2 separate regions of the Homo sapiens genome follow, and region 1 is linked to region 2. The links are chromatin contacts, found by Hi-C or POLR2A ChIA-PET in ENCODE. All regions are on one chromosome and are shown on one strand. Each heading gives the region's core, a stretch centred on a gene start or an enhancer-like site at or near the end of the contact. The rest is flanking DNA. Distances are from core to core; before and after follow the strand shown. Region 1 has its middle 33 kb from the start of MRPS24. Region 2 has its middle 23 kb from the start of C7orf25.

Region 1 (7,192 bases), core at 4,565-7,064, 950 kb after region 2:
TCATTATGTTGCCCAGGCTGGTCTTTAACTCCTGGGTTCAAGTGATCCTCCTGTCTTGGTTTACCAAAGTGCTGGGATCACAGGTGTGAGGCATTGTGCCCAGCCTACCTTCTCATTTTGAAAGCAATACAATACCAACTTTAATGGTAATACACTCTTATGTAATAAACAAAGACATTTACAAATATCAGAAACCCAGTTTTGAAACATTTGCATTAACTGTGACCTGAATCAACTTTTTTTTTTTTTCAGACAGAGTCTCACTCTATCGCCCAGGCTGGAGTGCAATGGCACGATCTTGGCTCACTGCAACCTCCATCTCCTGGGTTCAAGCAATTCTCCTGCCTCAGCCTCCCGTGTAGCTGGGATTACAGGTGCATGCCACTATGCTAATTTTTGTTCCAGACCAGCCTGGACAACATAATGAGACTCTACAAAATTAATTAATTAACTAATTAATTAAAAATGATGTTTCTAAAGAATGTAACTTACACACTATGTTGTTAACAGTGTTAACTCAGTGGATGAAAGTGGTTTGCCACACTCATGCATATAATAAATGACAAACATACTTGTTTGAAAGATGCTTCTTTGAAAGCTACTTAGTGGTCAAGCATGGTGGCTCATGCCTGTAATCCCAGCACTTTGGGAGGCCGAGGCAGGAGAATTGCTTGAGTCCAGGAGTTCAAGACCAGCCTAGGCAACATAACGATACTCTCTACAAAAAATTTAAAATTAGCAGAGTGTGGTGGCATAGTTCCAGAACTCTGGGAGGCTGAAGTGGAAGGATCACTTGAGTCCAGCAGTTCTAGGCTGCAGTGAGCTGTGATCATACCACTACACTCCGGCCTGGGTGACAGAGCTACAATATGTTATGAACAGTGTTATTTTAGTGAATGGAAGTAATGTATGTAGTGAAGCGTCTGAAGACACATGTTTAAATAATGTTTCAGATCTTATGGACAGCTGCAAACCATGTCATTCAGAATACACAATCTTCTCAAGTGCACATGGAACATTCTCCAAGATAGAGTATATATCAGGTCACAAAATAAGTCATAACAAATTAAGAAAACTGAAATCATAACAAGTATCTTTTCTGATCACAATGGTATAAAACTAGAAATCAATAATAGGAGTAATTTCAGAAAATTCACAAATATGTAGAATTTAAACAACATGCTCCTATACAACCAATGGGTCAAAGAATTATTTTTTTTTTTGAGATGGGGTCTCACTCCGTCACTCATACTGGAGTGCAGTGACATGATAGTGAGATGAGAAGTCTTCTTCCGATCAAAGGTTTTTCTTGATCGAAGAGTTTGTGGTCTCATGGGCTTCAAGGAATGAAGCTGTGGACCACAGTGGCAAGTGTTACAGCTCAATTAGAGAAACGTGTGGACCCAAAGAGTGTGTGGCAGCAAGATTTATTAAAGCGAAAGTGAATGTAAAGCAAAAGTGAAAGTAAAGCTTCCACGTGGTGGAAGGGGACCTGGAAGGGTTGCCCTGGCTTGAGTGTCTTATGCTTATATGCCCTTATGACTCCTTCCCTTTTCCTTTTCCTTTTCCTGTCCTATAGGATTAGCTTATTTTCTATCCGCTTGTGGGTTGGTGGGCCTGATTGGTTAAAAACATCACGCTGCAGCTAGAGCTTAAACTCCCTATATGATTGGTTGAAGTTTCAATCCCTTAGCTTGCAGCTATGACTCATTTTGGCTTAGGAGAAAGTCCCCTTTGATTGGTTGAAGTTTCAATCCCTTAGCTTGCAGCTATGACTCATTTTGGCTTAGGGAAAAGTCCCCTTAGGGAAGTCCCTATTGACCCAGGAAGTCCAGCCAACTTAGCCACTTAGTCGCTCAATAGCTCACCACAACCTCAACCTCCTGGGTCCAAGTGATCCCCCCACCTCAGCCTCCCCAGTAGCTTGGGACTACAGGCTCATACCACCACATCTGGCTTTTTGTATTTTTTGTAGAGAAGGGGTTTCACCATGTTGCCCAGGCTGGTCTCAAACTTCTGGGCTTAAGCAATCTGCCTGCCTTGGCCTCCCAAAGTGCTGGGATTACCGGTGTGTGCCACTGTGCCCAGCCTCAAAGAAGAAATTTAAAAATCTTTTGAGGCCGGGCACAGTGGCTCATGCCTGTAATCCCAGCAGTTTGGGAGGCCCAGGTGGGCGGGTCACCTGAGGTCAGGAGTTCAAGATGGCCAACATGGTAAAACACGGCCAACATGGTGAAACCCCATTTCTACTAAAAATACAAAAATTAGCCGGGTGCAGTGGCACACACTTGTAATCCCAGCTACTTGGGAGGCTGAGGCAGGAGAATCACTTGAACTGAGGAGGCAGAAGTTGCAGTGAGCCAAGATCGCACCACTGCACTCCAGCCTGGGTGACAGAGCAAGACCCTGTCTCCAAAACAAAAGAGGAATGTTGAAAAAAGAGTAATGTTTCTCAGCACGACAAAGACTATCTCTGACAAGCCCACAGCTAACATATTTAACTGTGAAAATATTTTTTCCTCTAAGATCAGGAACAAGACAAAGATGCCAACTCTCACCATGTCTATTCAATATAGTACTGGAAGTCCTAGCCACAACAATCAAGCAAGAAAAAGCATGACAGACATCCAGATAGGAAAGAAGTAGAAGAAAATTTTTAAATGCTACTTACAAAGTTTGTTGTGAACCGTGTAACTTCCATGTAAGGAAGTAATGAATGTAGTGAAGTGTTTGTAGTCATGTTAAACAGGCTTCTGAAATGTTATTTATATACTATTTTAAAAAGACGTTTCCACAAATGTTACTTATGCAGTGTGTTGTGAAAAGTATTACTTTGGTGAAGGAACGTGGTTACCATACTGAAATTGATGTAAAATATTGGTCCAAACTCCTGACATTCCCTGAAAAGATTTATGGGAATTTCTTTGCTCTCAAGAGATTAATAAGAAATGGAATGAAGCCGGGCACAGTGGCTCATGCCTGCAATCCCAGCACTTTGGGAGGCTGAGGTAGGCAGATCATTTGAGGTCAGGAGTTCAAGACCAGCCTGGCCAACATGGTGAAATCCCATCTCTGCTAAAGATACAAAAATTAGCCAGGCGTGGTGGCAGGCGCCTGTACTCCCAGCTACTCAGGAGGCTGAGAAAGGAGAATAGCCTGAATCCAGCCAGAAGATGTTGCAGTGAGCCAAGGTCAAACCACTGCACTCCAGCCTGGGCAACAGAGTGAGACTGTGTCTCAAAAAAACAAAAACAAAAAAATAAAAATAAAGAAAAAGAAATGGAATGAGATCCTAAACTCTAAAGCCATGCCAAAACAACCTTCCTTTGAGGATTCCAGCTGACTATATTATGGCTCATTCTCATGCACATTTTGAAACAGATGGGCAAATTCTATCAAGGAAAGTTCAGAGCTCAGATGGTCACTAAGAAAACTACAACCAACTATGCGGTTAACAAGCAAAATCTTCGAAGTTCTCTATCTCTCTATTTTATTTTTTTCCTGCCTACTTTCAATCTGCTGACTTTTCTGCTGGTGTTGAGATAAAAATCACTGCTTATGACATTTGAGCCAAGATTTTTTAAAAAAAGACTTAAAGCCATTTCAAATTAATGACTTTACAAATAACAGCTCCATGATAAACAACCTAGACACCTGAACTGTCCCTTTCGGAAATGTAAATTTAGGTTTGCCTGCCTAACAACTGTGTATGGTGACAAAACAGGTAATTGAAAGACTAATAGTCTAGAAGAATTACATAAATGTTTAGAAAAGTTAGGCTCTCAGATCAGACAGGTTAAAATCTTGAGCTCAGAGCCATAATGTAAGTATCAGTGTCTGGCATAAAAATTGCTTTATCTGCCACTCAAGGAGTTAGAAAAAAATTTTTAAATGCAGATAATCTTTTTCCCACCCACACTGGAGCAGGTGGTGAAGCAAAGTAGGTCTGAGGACTGGATTGCCATGTGGACACTGTGTTAATTTCTTTTTCTTTTCTTTTTCTTTCTTTCTTTTTTTTTTTTTCTGAGACTGAGTCTCACTCTGTCCCCCAGGCTAAAGTGCACTGGGTCCATCTCTGCTCACTGCAACCTCCACCTCCCAGGTTCCAGTGATTCTCCTGCCTCAGCCTCCTGAGTAGCTGGGATCACAGGCGTGTGCCACCACGCCCAGGTCATTTTTGTAATTCTTGTCGATTTCCTGATAAAGGGGAGAGTGATTGTTACCTGGGAGAGTGTCCCTGCTTTGGGTAAAAAAACAAGTATTTTGTGTGAAATTACAAATCTGGTACAGCAATAACCACTGGAGACTTTGATAGAAAGGACAGGGATTTGTATTGCTATTGCAAGTTTTCCATAAGAATGAAATTATCAAAAAGTAATTACTTTTATTTATTTATTTATTTAAGACAGTCTCCCTCTGTCGCCCAGGCTGCAATGCAAAGGTGCAATTTCACTGCAACCTCCACCTCTCAAGTTCATGAGATTCTCTTGCCTCCGCCTCCCGAGTAGCTGGGATTATAGGTACACATCACCATGCCCTGCTATTTTTGTATTTTTTGGTAGAGACGGGGTTTCACCATGTTGGCTAGGCTGATCTCGAACTCCTGGGTTCAAGTGATCCTCCTGCCTGGGCCTCTCAAAGTGCTGGGATTACAGGCGTGAGCCACCACGCCCAGCCTCAAAAAGTAATTACTTTTTTTTTTTTTGAGACGGAGTCTTGTTCTGTCGCCCAGGCTGGAGTGCAGTGGCTCAATCTCAGCTCACTGCAACTTCCGCCTCCTGGGTTTAAGCGATTCTCCTGCCTCAGCCTCCGGAGTAGCTGGGATTACAGGCACCTGCCCCTACACTCGGCTAATTTTTGTATTTTTAGTAGAGACGGGGTTTTACCATGTTGGCCAGGCTGGTCTTGAACTCCTGACCTCAGTAATTACTTTTTTAAACAACCATGTGGGCTGGGTTCGCTTGCGTGAGGAACGCTTGCATCCAGGAGCTGAAGACCAGCCTGGGCAACATAGACATCTTCTCTACAATAAAATTAAAAATTAGCCAGGCTTGGTGGTGCATGCCTGTAGTCCCAGCTACTCAGGAAGATGAAACGGGAGGATCCTTCAGCCCAGACGTTAAAGGCTGCAGTGAGCTATGATCGTGCCACTGCACTCCAGCCTGACAGATTGAGACTGTCTAAAAAATGAAAAATAAGGCTAAGGCATGGTGGTTCAGGCCTGTAATCCCAGCACTTTGGAAGGCTGAGGCGGGCGGATCACTTGAGGTCACGATTTGGAGCCTGGGCAACATAGGGAGCTCTGTCTCTAGAAAAAAAAAATCAATCAATCAATCAATCAACCACGTCAATACCGCGTCAGTAAAGCAGAGGTGACACCAAACTTCATTCCAGAGGCTAAGCCTGACCCAAATCCAGTTCAGCCAAAGCTAGGAAACCAGTCTCCCTGGTAAGCCTCTGAATGTGATGTTAGTATTAAAAGGCTGCTGCGTGGTATTATACTAGCAGCCACTGTGTCTTAGCTGTTGAGAAGGACCTCCTGTGTGGTGGAAACCGGGGTTTTTTATTTCCAAAATTCCACATGAAGCCCTTCCTCTACTGGGGGTTCTGAAGACCAACTGCTCCTCAGTAGTCAGGACTGTGACAGGAAGGATTTTACTCACCACTGACGCAGCCTCAAGTTGTCTCAAAGTGAGGCGGTGTCCCCTTAGATCTGTGTTGAGGAAAATGAGGTTCTCCTCCTCACTGCGGGCCCGGCGCTGGCGGCCGCAGTAGGAGCACGGAGGCGGTGGGGGCTTCTCAGGGGTCCGACAAGGCGGCTCGCACGCCCCCTGCTGGTCATCTGGGGCAGCGCGGGGCCCTCGGCGCTCGCTCACTGTTTAGCGGTGGCCGCGTGCCCCCTCCTGGCTGTCTGGTTGAATTAATTAAATTCAGATCGTTCAATGCCATGATTACGGACGTTCAAAATAAAATGGGGCCCACTATCCTGTGTCTTTCTCAAAAATGTTAAAGAAATTATTAATCGGAACGAAATAAATGTAGATCCAAACTTTACAAGTTTCACAAAAATTCATTCAAAATAGTCCATTGACTTAAATTTAAAATACAAAGCTGGCCGGGCGCGGTGGCTCACGCCTGTAATCCCAGCACTTTGGGAGGCTGAGGCGAGCGGATCACCTGAGGTCGGGAGTTCGAGACCAGCCTGACCAACATGGAGAAACCCCCGTCTCTACTAAAAATACAAAATTAGCCGGGCGTGGTGACGCATGCCTGTAATCCCAGCTACTCGGGAGGCTGAGGCAGGAGAATCGCTTGAACCTGGGAGGTGGAGGTTGCTGTGAGCCGAGATCGCGCCATTGCACTCCAGCCTGAGCAACAAGAGCGAAATTCCGTCTCAAAAAAATAATAATACAAGCTATAAAAATTCTAAAGTTACATTAAATCACATGGAAAGCAATGTCAAATGAGAACTACTTAGCCAGGCACAGTGGTTCACACCTTAATCCCAGCACCTTGAGCGGCTGAGGTGGGAGAACCGCTTGAGCCCAGGAGTTTGAGACCAGCCTAGACACCCCTGCACCCTGCAACCAACCCACCTCTACAAAAAATACAAAAATTAGGTTGCTCTGCCTGTGGAGTAGCCATTCTTTTGTTTCTTTACTTCTCTAATAAACTTGCTTTCACACACACACACACACACACACACACACACACACACACACCATAGCCGGGTGTGATGGCACACACTTATAGTCCCAGCTACTAGGGAGGCTGAAGTGGGAGGATCGCCTGAGCCCAGGAGGTCAAGGCTGCAGTAAGCCATGATTAGGCCACTGCACTCCCACCTTGGTGGAAGAGACCTTCTCTCAAAAAAGAGAGAGAGAGAAAGAGATACTAACCTTCTCTAGGTTATATTTGTATGGGTAAAATGTTATTGTTTCAGAAATTGTGTCAAGTCCCTGGAAATTTGTCAATGTCCTCCCTATCCAAGATATGTCCCAATGTAATGTTATAAGTCATAATTTCAGTTAGTATTTTAAATGTTGTATGCCACAGAAACAACCAAATTTCCTTGCATTATAATGAACTTTCATTAGATCTTAACCATAGCCAATTTATATCTTTTTTTTTTTTTTTTTTTGAGACGGAGCCTCACTCTGTCACCCAGGCTGCTGGAGTGCCGTGGCACAAT
Region 2 (6,906 bases), core at 1,584-4,083:
CACTTTGAGAGGCTGAGGCGGGTGGATCACCTGAGGTCAGGAGTCGAGACCAGCCTGGCCAACATGGTGAAACCCCATCTCTATTAAAAATACAAAAAATTAGCCAGGTGTGGTGGCAGGTGCCTGTAATCCCAGCTACTTGGGAGGCTGAGGCAGGAGAATCACTTGAACCCAGGAGGTGGAGGTTGCAGTGAGCCAAGATCGTGCCATTGCACTCTAGCCCAGGTGACAGTGCGAGACTCTGTCTTAAAAAAATAATAAAAATAAAAATAAAAACTGACATAATTAAGAACTTGAGAAAAAGACAAATCTTAGAAACAAAAACTGCATTACTAGGTAGCCAAGGGAGAACAGGAAGACAAAAAATACAGTAAGAGACATAACAGATAGAAATAATAAAAACCAAGAAAATGGAAGCAGAAAGAACAGGATACAAGCACAATCGAACACAAGTATCATTAGAGAACCTGAAGAAGAAAAACCAAATAATAGACTAGGACTAATTGTAAAACTATAATCAAGAAAACTTTCCTGAGGAAAAAAAAAAGTTCTGAATCTACATATGGTAAAGAGACAGCACATGTATGAAAAATAGACCGCAAAAGATATCTTAACAAATTATTGTAATTTATAGAACACTAAAGCCCAGACTTCACCACTACACAATATATCCATGTAACACAACTGCACATGTACTCTCTAAATCTATAAAAATAAAAATAAATGATCAGTAATGATGGCCCAATGGATACCTTCCAGAAGAAATGGAATCAGTCTTCCCCCTTGTGGATAACTAGCAAAAGTACCTTATTTTCCCCACTAAAAGTTACATGTTAGAGTTTTGAGGGAACCACAGGCTATGTGTTTTTTCCTTCTCATCTAAAGGTAATAGGAAGTCATTTTATATAAAATTTGTGAGCCAGACACGGTGGCTCATGCCTGTAATCCCAGCACTTTGGGAGTCCAAGGCAGGCAGATCACTTGAGCCCAGGAATTAGAGACCAGCCTGGGCAACATGGTGAAACCCCTTCTCTACTACAAATACAAAAAATTAGCTGGGTGTGGTGGCACATGCCTGTAGTCCTAGCTACTCAGGAGGCTGAGGTGGGGGTTTCACTTGAGTCTGGGAGTTATAGGCTGCAGTGAGCCCTCCTGGAACCAGCACCAATGAACTACAGCCTGGGCCACGGAGTGAGACCCTGTCTCAAAAAAATATATATATAATAATAAGAAATTAAATTAAATTTGTGATAAAGTACACATATCTCTGTAATAGCTAGCTGGCTTTATGACTGGTATTTTAAAATAGCACAATTTTTTAAAAAGTAAAATGAGTCAAAGAGAACAAAATGGAGGAACATTTACAAGAAAGCAAGGAAAGTGTGAAGTGAGGCTTCTATAACCAAGCAAGATTCCTTCACATATCCAAGCTATGGAGAAACAGTTTTGAACATGCTGGAACTCAGGGGATGCTGACCCATGAGCTTTTTTCAAGAAACCTGACACCTGGGAAAACTGGTGAAACAAGATTAATAGTGAGTGTTTAATATATTTAACTGAAGATCTAAGACTAAACCAAAGGTAAGATAAGAATCAAAGGATGATATAGAAACATGTTCTCTGACAAAGTCAGAAAAAAGCACAACCTAAAAAAAGAAAGAGAGGGAAAAGCATAATTAGCTCAATGATTTACTTACAAAAGTTGGGAAACAAATGACATCATTTCAAGCTACCAAAAAAAAAAAGCAGAAGCTTAAATATATTTAGGTGCACAGAGTGCAAGTAAAGAAAGAGAATATGCATTATTCTAATCATTAAAATTGAATGGCAGAGAAAGGAAGGAAAGAGGAGTTTGCAAAACAAATTATATTCTTCTTGCTTACAGTAGAGACCCAGTCAATATTATCTAAAGGAAAGAAGGAAGAATGGGTATTATAAAAACGTCAGTACTAATACAAAAGTTCAAACATTTCCAATTATCAAAAGCAAAAAACAGAACAGAAAAACTAAGAAAACAGAACACATGGCAAAAGTTTTTTATAACTCTTTTTGAAAAAAATGAAGCATTTTTTAATGCCAGAACTGGGTATAAACATGTGGTGAGAGCTTATAATTTTATGTTGCCTTGGCATCCATCTTAAAATATGTTTTAACTTTCTCATACCAGAAGCAGGGCTCAGTCAGCCTTGACACCGTTTCTAATACTATTCCCCACTGGAATGGCTCCAGTTGGTGGCCAGAGATACTGCTTCATTTCAAGGAACCATTCAGACATTTGCCTGCAAACTTAACGTGACCGCCTCTCAGTCAGGGGGACCTCCTGGAACCAGTGCCTGCTTGCTTTAAATTCAACAATTAAACCTGTTTGGATAACACTCTGAACCCAATAAAGGTATTGGTCTACGGGTCCCTTCTCTCTCTCTCTCTCTCTCTCTCTCTCTCTCTCTCTGCCTGTACTCCTTGGTGTGTGGTGTGTGTGTGTGTGTGTGTGTGTGTGTGTGTGTGTGTGTGCGCGCGCGCGCGCCCGCGCTCCCTCCAGGATCTGTAAGTACCAAAAACGCTTAAACTTTCACACTGCGGTTGTGTCACTGAAGCAGTGCCTGAAATCTAATCCCTGAGTGTGACGCCGCCCCAAAGGGCCCCAAGCAGGTAGATCCCATGCTGATGCTCTTTTATCCTGGCCTCTCAGCTGTTGAGGAGAGTAATTGCCGGGCTAAACTGATAAAGTTTCATTCCAAACAATTAGCCTAGTCTGCAGGATTGCAGTCGCGGCTTGGACACCATCCCGGTGTCTGTCCCCCGCAGAGGGCTTGCTACCTTGCTGTATCAGCTGGCCCAGCAGGTCTGGGGCCGCGCGCTGCTTACAGGCGCTGGATCTCGCTGCTCGTCGCTGCGCGCTACTAGGTCCTGCTGTCGTCCGAGTCGCCTCCGGGACTCTCCGGAATTGTAGCGGCTGTAGCCGGCTCCTTGCCTGCGGCGCGGAGGGCAGGTCCCAGTGGTAGGAGGATGTGTTCCCTTTGCAGAATCAGACCCCCTCCTGGGACTGTGGGGACCCTCTGTCGCCGGCCTCCATTGGAGGATGCGTTGTCCCTGGAGCTGGGTGCGCTGTTGCGTGACCTGGGGCCTGGGTGGTGGGCGGGCCTGTCCATGGCAAAGGGCACGGCTGCGCGCTACTTCCCGAGAACCCGCCAGCAGGCTCTTGGGAAGCAGCGATTTCTCCTTAGTCACAGTCAGAGAGGGTGATGCGACACACTGGGCTTCACTGTGCTCGTGAAGCGGAGCCAGGGTGAAAGGATCATATGGCCTAACCCTAACCCTAATGGGAGTAACTTCACCTGCGTCCCACAGGCCCCGCAAGAGTGACGCTGCCAGGCAGGCGCCGCCCTGTTCGGTTCCTGCTGCTGTCGCTCCTCGCTCCCCACCACCTCCAGAGCTCCGGTGGGTCACCATGGAAAGGGAAGCCGCTGCCTGCAAGGCCAGCAGACACAGAGGTCACCCTCCAATTTTTTCGGGTAACATTCTGTAAGGACAGAACACCAGGAGGCTACTCCTACCACCAGGAGCATGTCAGGTAAACATCCAGAGAGATGAAGGAAGAAAAAATTTTATTTTAGCCACCAAGAAATACAAGCCGTTCTAAAGATTATACTTAAAAGAAAAAAAAAACAAAAAAAGGAAGGAAAAAGGGGACCGATGATCTTGCAATCACGGAAGTTGTAGAGAGCTGGCTGCCTAGAGACACTGTGCCCTTCCCTCCTCCCTCTTTTCCTCTTATCAACCAGAGGCAGAGACTAAGAATGCCTTCAAGCAACTAAAGCCTAAAATAAAAAAGAAAGAAAAGAGGAAGAGGGAGAGGGAGGGAGAGAGAGAGAGAGAGAGAGAGAGAGAGAGAGAGAGAGAGAGACTGTTGCTTTATGCTATTACAAGTCCAAGAAAAAAAAAAAAAGAGATGAACTTTAAACTTTAAATACTTAGCAGCTGCCAGGTCTAGCAAACATGCTAGCCCTAGATCACTTACTGATTTATAAACAAACCCCTAGATACAGAGGGGGAAAAAGGTAATTAAATAAAAGTTATATATAATATTTTAACATAAATATATGTTGATAAATGGTGTATATGATATATTTGCATCTTTTGATATAGTTAGAAGTTCATAATGCATATAGCAATTTATATATCAAAGAATTTACATAACAAAAAGATTAAAAAGGACACGTACTGGCTTTGTGCTTCTACAAGGTCAGTTCTAATTTAACTTTAACAATTTGTTAAAATGCACTAACAAAAATGCATGGACTTAATATTGGGGCTCAAATTATATTTATACCTGGGGAATTCCACTAAACTTAAACACTCTGCCCATGTAATCTTGAGCAGGTAACTGAATATAATATTTTGTAAATGAATATGCCTTGCATATTCATTTGTAGCATGGCCTAAATTTCCCATAGTTATATATCCATTGCTGTAAGATATTCTATATTAGGCAGAGATGCTCTGACACAATAAATAACAAATTAAAATTAAAGTAAGTCTTTGGCACTTACAAATTGACTTAATAAAATGGAACCCCTTGTACCCCCAGTTAATATAGTTAATATGGCCCAAAGTAAGTTGAAATGGATTAAAACCAATTCTAAAAAACCTATTAATAAAGGCGTGATTATTCCCACTTCCCCATTTAACAGCCCTTTCATTAGGGCCCCTATATCCAATACCTAATATTATTAAAATTGCTGATTCCGTTCAATCAACAACTGGTAAATATTTTGCTCTTGTGGATTTGGCTAACGTGCTGTTTCAATAGCGTCTTCACTGCAGTTCGCCTCCTCCTCTAAAAGAACACAGTACACCTTTTCAGACCTCTGCAGCTGTGTCATCACATGCAATCTTTAATTAATCTTAACGACATCCACCTTCTCCAGGAGCACTGGTATGAGAGTACATCCAGGACATTCTCAGCCAAGGAGACTCACTTAATACATACATTGATGACATTCGAGACCAATATTTCTTAGTACTTTTGGGTTTTGGTGGCAACATATTCCTCATTTATAAATTTTACTTCTAAATTAAAGTCTACAGACACTCCTGTAAGTGACTTCTTAAAAAAAAAAAAAGCCTTTACTGTAGAGTCTTCTCAACCTTTTCAAATGCCTCCTGCAATCTCTGGATATTTAGGATAGCTATCAGTTGCCCCAGGATTTCTGATACGAGATATTGCCCCTGTTGGCCTCATGCTATACAGCATTAATACAATAGATGACTGGCCCCCACTTACTGGGCTGTCCCAGAAATAGAGGCTCTCCCAGACCCTGAGCCTGTGACCCTCTATACCCAGCTGCCCATTATGCTTTGGGCCATGGAAACAGACCCCACAAGCTCAACACAGCTACTGAGGCTCCCTAAGACAGATGGGAACAAACCTGGGTCCTCTGGTATATTCTACCCACAGGAGGGTATAGCTTCCCCTGTTCTAAGCCCCTTGCCAGACGCCAGGGTGCTGGAGGATGACATCCCTCCCCTAAACCCCTTGACTACTAGGAAGCCCTGTGGATTAACTGAGTGACCAGTAAAGGGAGTTCATAGACTATGTGAATGGCACTGCCAGCCCCTGTGCATGGTGGAGCCTAGTGGAATGTGCTGCTTTCCATTCCTTAGCCAGGATGTCCCTAATAAAGGATGGGGCCCAAATACAACGCACGTGGCCAAAACTCCAGGTGGTCATCTTAGCACTGGATACCCTGGTCAACAACTGGTCCTGTCTTCATGTTTATTATAAACTATTAGGCCATTACTGAAAAATTGGCCCCTCAAGGATAAAAAAAAAAAAAAGAAAAAGAAAATCTCTGGGAATCTCTTACTTCGCACTCACCCAAAACATAAATTAGAATCATACTTCTCCACTTAGAGTTGAGGCCACAATGCAAGGCCGTGCTAGCCATGCCTTATTCCCTTCAGAGTCATGGCTGTTACTAACAGTAACCAAGGCACACAATTCACTTCTTAGAACACATCATGCTGGGCTCCTGAGGAACATTCAATAGAACTTTCATGTCCATGACAGGTCCCAAATGACTGGTCTCAATAAGAGACATCATGATGGTTTAAACAACTCCTTTTCAAACTTCAATACCACAAATAAACTAAAGTTCTCTAGTTTGCCCCTGGCCTTAACCTACTTTTTTTTAACAATTTTTTTATCTTGTCCCCATCCCTTAAGGTCTGTAGGTCAGATCAAGGACATAGACTCTCCTGGGACTCATTAACCATATATTGTCCCACAGGCCTGGCAGCTGCTCATCTTATATGAAACCCATTTGAACCTAAATGTCCACCCAAAACAAAACCCTGTCAGGTGCAGCTGCACACCATTTCTTTGATTGTTGGTCTTATTACTATCAGTTTGGGTGCTTTCATTGGTTTACAACTGGACACCCAAACCCTCCAGTAGTAGATCATTGTTTCAACCAGTTATGACAAATGCTGAGGCCCGCACCAACTCAGGTGCCTACCCATTGAGACATCTCAGTCTCACCTCCTGGAGGACACTGCCCCAACTCAAGACCTCAGCGTTGGAGATGACTTTGCTCCCTGTGCCAGACATGGCTTCACTCTGGACACTAAAATCTCCCCCCAGTGATACTCACAGACTGCCTCTCCAAAAGCAGAAAACGCACATTTATTATTTTTCTTCCTGAACTCACTGTCTACCTGATCCTGCTATACTTCTTACTCTCTGCTACCTCCACACTCCCATACCTAAAGGGAACTCATAATACAGGTTACTAAAATGAATGAAGATTATTGCCTTTCCCAGGAGACACCAGCCCCATGTCAGTCAATCGTGTGGCTCCCTGGGGAGATGACCACCTACTCCCTGAAATCTTTCCTACTAAGCCC

Evidence for each region. Hi-C counts contacts between places; a loop is a spot of excess contacts on that map. ChIA-PET counts read pairs that join two places held with the same protein, here RNA polymerase II (POLR2A). Pooled maps may share reads with other maps.
Region 1: a map of naive thymus-derived CD4-positive, alpha-beta T cell shows a loop between it and region 2 (9-fold over the local background). The contact joins two enhancer-like sites. A Hi-C loop is called at or near these places in 1 of 168 maps with a recorded cell type or tissue (naive thymus-derived CD4-positive, alpha-beta T cell) and 7 of 50 pooled maps. POLR2A ChIA-PET finds 5 or more read pairs at or near these places in 3 of 52 experiments (Panc1, activated T-cell and activated naive CD4-positive, alpha-beta T cell).

What each region holds. Positions count from the first base shown.
Region 1 is chr7:43,833,202-43,840,393 of GRCh38, forward strand. No RefSeq gene overlaps it. Among named protein-coding and RNA genes, the nearest start is that of MRPS24, 33 kb to the right of the region's middle. RefSeq lists enhancers at 1,365-1,484, 1,409-1,703, 1,615-1,984 and a silencer at 5,891-5,970. Within about 2 kb of position 5,815, at least 7 of the 41 ENCODE cell types and tissues checked have a DNase peak (open chromatin) inside an H3K27ac peak, as active enhancers do.
Region 2 is chr7:42,885,583-42,892,488 of GRCh38, forward strand. No RefSeq gene overlaps it. Among named protein-coding and RNA genes, the nearest start is that of C7orf25, 23 kb to the right of the region's middle. RefSeq lists enhancers at 2,794-3,337, 2,933-2,982 and a silencer at 2,803-2,852. Within about 2 kb of position 2,834, at least 34 of the 41 ENCODE cell types and tissues checked have a DNase peak (open chromatin) inside an H3K27ac peak, as active enhancers do.